Regions from separate parts of the Mus musculus genome. Here region 2 is linked to region 1. The links are chromatin loops, found by intact Hi-C in ENCODE. Cell type or tissue: gastrocnemius. All regions are shown on one strand. Each heading gives the region's core, and the rest is flanking DNA. Links, peaks and the distances in the headings are about the cores only. Region 1 has its middle 58 kb from the start of Gm23216. Region 2 overlaps Col5a2 (collagen, type V, alpha 2).

Evidence for each region. Hi-C counts contacts between places; a loop is a spot of excess contacts. Peaks named below come from ENCODE experiments on the same cell type or tissue, not always from the same donor. Only the 100,000 strongest peaks of a DNase experiment are listed, where the experiment ranks them.
Region 2: it touches region 1 in a loop (14-fold over the local background); 25 of 42 quality-filtered maps call a loop at or near these places.

The regions. Positions count from the first base shown.
Region 1 is chr1:45,626,284-45,629,108 of GRCm38, forward strand. No RefSeq gene overlaps it. Among named protein-coding and RNA genes, the nearest start is that of Gm23216, 58 kb to the right of the region's middle. In gastrocnemius, for the core only: a CTCF peak has its summit at 1,768 (motif pointing left); no DNase peak of the experiment used is centred there; H3K27ac peaks cover 1,835 bases.
Region 2 is chr1:45,431,124-45,433,948 of GRCm38, forward strand. All of the region lies in intron 6 of Col5a2 (collagen, type V, alpha 2), which reads right to left. Among named protein-coding and RNA genes, the nearest start is that of Col5a2, 71 kb to the right of the region's middle. In gastrocnemius, for the core only: a CTCF peak has its summit at 957 (motif pointing right); a DNase peak (open chromatin) is centred at 983; H3K27ac peaks cover 237 bases.

The DNA of each region.
Region 1 (2,825 bases), core at 284-2,783:
TTTTTTTTAATAATTTCTCAGTCCTCTATAGCATTTACACATATTTCTCATGTGAACGTGAGAATCTCCATGAAGTAAACGAGTGATCAGCTCATTAGTGTATGCTCCACCTCCTTTCGTTGTCTCAGGGAACACACTTGAAGCCTCCTCAATCGTAATGTCCCATTTGTCTTGTATTTCTGACACTACCCTATCTGATAGGGCAGTACTTGTTTTGAATGAAGTACCTAGATACTTTGGGTGTCTAAAGGTGCTTCCACAGAAACAAATGGTAACAAATAAAGGAATGGATACAAAAGAAAACAGTAGACTGCATGGGCTTGCCTTCACAGTAAGCAAATTGTAGCTGAGTAACTTGTATTCTAACTGCCCAATTTTCTGAAGGTATTTCTGCCAGATACTAGATCACCAGGGCTTCATTTTAAAAGCCCAAACAACACATTCAAATTTGAAACTATAGATCTCATTTATTTCCAGTTCTTCAGCTGGCAAATATGTAAAGCACTCAAGTAGTAAAGATGAAGAAATAACTTAGAGTGGATGGAAAATGTTAGGAAAGCACAGGCTAGACAATTCTATGAGTCACTTCTGAGATAGCTAATGGAATAGAGATTCCAGTCCACTCATTAAAGTGTGGGTTGAAACGTTGCTTTATTTTTCAAGAATTTCCATGGGAGGCACTTGGAGAGAAAAACAGGAGGTAGTCATACTAAACTGCAGCCAGGAAAGGACCTTTGAGAGCAGTGAGATACTGGCACAAACAAGATACTCCACAGCACAGATAGAGTTCCAGGATTCAGCGATTTTAGAAGGCTTTATGGCACTCATTCAACAGTAAAATGCAGTCTGCAAAAACTTACTTTAAGTGAATAAATGTTTCTTATAAGTAACTTTGTATTTTCTTCCAAGTTCAAAAATAAAACACAGAGATTGTTTAAAATTTAAAATATTAGAAATGTTTTATTTCTTGCAAAGAAAAAAATTATTCTAAAACACAAAATAGTTTTAGACTTACAATTTTCTTTGTAAGAATTATTAGCTATTATGTCTAAAAATGAACACAGACAAGATAAACTTTTAAAAGAATGTTTACCTATCAGATATTAAGTTAGGATAATACCAAGATACCTATATTTGTTTCGTGGGAAAACATGTCTTATACTCTCTAAGCAATCTTCTCCAGTTAGACAAGTGTGAACTTCATTTGACAAGGACACATGGTACAAAGAAGACCATACAAATCCTGGTACTTTCATACACTGAAGTTGCAAACCCTCTAGAAAGACAAGAAAAGAAAAACATCTGATGCTGGAGATTATGGGATAGATATATACACACATACAAGCAATCCACATTGAAGTTCAGTCATACATGTATAGAACCTGCAGAAATGCAGAAAGCATTCTGTTAGACCTTCATAGTTGTCAAATTGGCATCTTTTACTCATCTCACTGCAAACTGTTTGAAATTGTGGGGATTGTTGGGTCACTTTATTTCAAAAAATATTTTCCTTCAGCTTTGTAAATTAACAACAAATTCACTAACTTCAGTTTTGCTATTTGGATTTTAAACTTACTCACCTAAGAATTTCTCAAATACTTTGAGGACTGTGAACATAGGGATATATTTCACCCTTTATGAATCCAAACTATTTAATAATTTCCAACTTTGGGTATCACATGCCCCAAGAGAACTCTGGGAACTTCAACAAAATCCAAGAACATCTTTGTGGAGAGAAAGATCAGAAAGGAAAGGTTGCCCCCTGCTGTTTATGAAGTGACAAGTGCCCAGCGGGACTTGACCTGGATACATGAGTCATGAACATACAGAAAGAGGCTGAGTGCTTCCCTTCCGTGCTTTCAGTGCAGCATGTGGTAACATACTGATGACCAGAAGTACATGACCAAATTATTCCAGATAATTCCAGCTTTTGTCTTTCTCTGCACATAACAAAGAGTGAACTTGACTGTCTTCCATTTGATCTTGAAAACATCTGAAGGTAAAGAGTGATGTGTGCTCATAAATAAAATTGTGAAATAATTAAAGAGTACTGTGTAGTCTATTTGTTTACCAGTGATGACTGCCTAGAGAAAGAGCAAAAGGGACCATCTGAAGAAGTTCCTCAGTACTTCTGCGTTTTGCCCAAAAGAGAAATCAGTGATAAAATGACATTCAACTTTGTGAGAAGACCAGAACTTAGAGCTTTTAAATGACCTAATATTGGTTTCATATAACTCTGAAAAGTTCATATAACTCAAAAAATATTTTACAAGAATTGGTAAGCAACTTCTATGCACTCCTATTGATTCAGAGTACAGATATGATTAAGACTCTGGATTTAGATGAGCCACTTCAAATCCCACCAGCATGAGTAGCTGTATGGTCTCAGACTATTTGCTCAGTTTTATGCCTGCTCTTCCTTATCCACAAAATTTGAATATCATTTGCAGCTACCCCATTAGACTGAATAGAATTCAATGTAGAGATAATGACATGAGATTTAAATATAAATATTACACATTTTATTTCTTTAGAACTCACTGCAATGACCTTTGCAGAACAAAATTTTCATAGTAAAATAATTAAAATACTCAGTAACAGTCAAGAGATAAATATCTGGGGCTGGAGAATTGGCTTTCAGAGTAAGAGCACTTGCCGCTCAACCAGTGGACAGGGGATCTATTTCCAGCTCCTCATGGCAGTTCAGAACCATCTGTAACTCCAGTTCCATTGTATCTCACGACCTCTCCTTGCCTTGATGAGAACTACACACATGTGGTGCAAAGACATACATCCAGGCAAAGCACACATACATAGAAATTAAA
Region 2 (2,825 bases), core at 11-2,510, 200 kb before region 1:
CTTCTTGAAAAATATTTCTACATTTAAAAAATCAACCTCCTTCTTGCCCCTAAACTACTGGCAATTCGCTAAGCTCTTTCTTTAGGCATGAGCAAGCTGATTCCAGCTTTTGAGTCAGGCTCCTGGATCACACAGTGTGTAGACACCTTTTACCTCTACACCAGAACACTGGAGAAGTACTTGAGCTTATTCATGGTTCTCACTGCCCCCCAATTAAACTATTAAATGATAACTGTTATTATATACAAAAAAGGTAACAAAAATAAAATGTTGGGGCTGGTGAGATGGCTCAGTGGGTAAGAGCACCCAACTGCTCTTCCGAAGGTCCAGAGTTCAAATCCCAGCAACCACATGGTGGCTCACAACCATCTGTAACGAAATCTGACGCCCTCTTCTGGTGTGTCTGAAGACAGCTACAGTGTACTTACATATAATAAATAAAATAAATCTTAAAAAAATAAAATAAAATAAAATGTTAACTCCAAAAACAGTTCCAAAAAACAGAAAAAAAATATTTATTTTTTTATGTGAACCAAAAGAGATCTGGTTAGTTTAACTCTCTAAACTGCTAATGTATTCGTTGGTTAAGATGGATCAGATACCAAGCTGGGTCTGATTTGGACTCTTCTCTAGTCTCCTGGAATCGCCTTTAAATATCCATTGTGTTTTGGTCTAGCACAATTTGAGATTTAAATTAATAAACATTTATGAAATTTTTCTAAAACAAAATGAAATTTAATGAGAATAAGAAAAACATTATGTAGACATTTTGCTGATGAAAATAAAAATAAACTATAATTGGGGATACATTAAAATACATTTCATATTTCCAATTAAAGTTAGTCATATAAATTTTGTGTTGGGGAAGGAAATGTTCTGTGTATCATCATTTTTCTTCCATCCCCCAGAATACTCTCAGGCAGCACTCTGCATAAAAGTACTTGTGGATGGCCACTAGGTGGCAAACTTTAAACGTTCACATGAAGAAAAGCTGCACACTCCACAAGAACTTTGTACCTCCTGCGGGTTAGCAGTTTGATTGCACAAAGTCCTGCACACGTAACCACTCACATGGGTACATTATGGAATGTTACAGCTGCAATAATTGGTGCATGTTTCACTGCACAGGTGACTCCTTAGGTGTCACATGCAATTTGTACTTAACATATGATTGAATGTTCATCTCCAGATAAATGACGAGTTTGTCAACATGAAGTAACCTGGATAATAATGTACTCTAGACTAAAAACCTTTGAGTGTGAAGCAATTTGAATAATACACTCTAAACCAGGGACTTTTGATGACAGAATCATGGTGGTCACTGGCTTCATGAGTTTCTATCTAATTACTACTACTCAATCCAGTACAATTTTGCCTAGATTTGGCAGCATCAATTCATTTTTATTTGCAACAATTAGAAGAGAAATGAGGGTTGCTACTGGCATCTGGTAGGTAGAACTGACAACAATCCCACAACATATAAGGAGTTATCTGGTTCAAGGCTTTTATAGTGTTAAAGTTGAGAAACCACATTACATGATGTAAATGATTTGTATTGTTTGATAGTACTAGAAACTGGAATTATTTTTATACCACTCCTTATTGTGACAGTAAAGACCTCAATCCAGCAAATATATCCAAGGAGGATTGTGTTATGAATCAAAATCTTCTACCTATCAGTATTCTGTGATATGCTTGTAGCTAGAAATTAGTGATGGTATTTATACCAAGATAATCAGCAAAAACTACAAATCACATATATTACCACTGCTCAGACTATCAGAGGAATGTATTCATACAAGAAGGGGGGTAGGAATGATTGTAGAAGCCAGAGGGATGAAGGACACCAGTAGAACAGAGTCTACAGAATCAACTAAACAGGGCTCACAAGGGTTCAAAGAATCTAAAGATTTTATTTGTCTTATAAATATGATGAGTGCACTGTAGTTATCTTCAGATACACCGGAAGAAGGAATCAGATTCCATTACAGATAGTTGTGAGCCAACATGTAGTTGCTGGGATTTGAACTCAGGATCTCTGGAAGAGCAGTCAGTGCTCTTAATCCCTGAACCATCTCTCTAGCCCAGGCTCAAAGAATCTAAAAGCAGCAACCACAAGGCCTTAATGAGGCATCTGCATACATGCTGTGGTTGTTTAACTGGGGTTTTTCTGTTGTTATTGGACTCCTAACAGTGAGAGTGAGAGCATCTGACTCTTTTACCTGATTGTGGGGAAAAATCTTCTACCAGGTTGCATTATACAGCCATGGTCTGAGGGGTTATGCCTAGTCTTATTGCATTTGTTACTCTGTGTTCAGTTGATATCACTGGGAAGCCTGCTCTTTTCTCAAAGAAACAGAGAAGTATATTTGGGGAGAGTTGGAAAGAGGAGGAGGAGGAGGAGGAGGAGGAGGAGGAGGAGGAGGAGGAGGAGGAGGAGGAGGAGAGGAGGAAGAGGAAGAGGAAGAGAAAAAAGAGAAGGAAGAGGAAGAGAAGGAGAAGAAGAAGAAGAAGAAGAAGAAGAAGAAGAAGAAGAGGAAGAGGAAGAGGAAGAGGAAGAGGAAGAGGAAGAGGAAGAGGAAGAGGAAGAAGAAGAAGAAGAAGAAGAAGAAGAAGAAGAAGAAGAAGAAGAAGAAGAAGAAAGAAGTCACCTGCAGTAGTAGTTGCTCTATACTCTTTTAAATAGCTGCTTTTATTTTTATACCCAAACACAGAATTATAGCTGATCAACATTCTCTCCCGTGGGACTAAGAGAGGAAACAACTACCTCGCTATGAAAGAAAAAAAGGGACAGGGGATAGGGATTAAACTCATAGTTTTCTAGC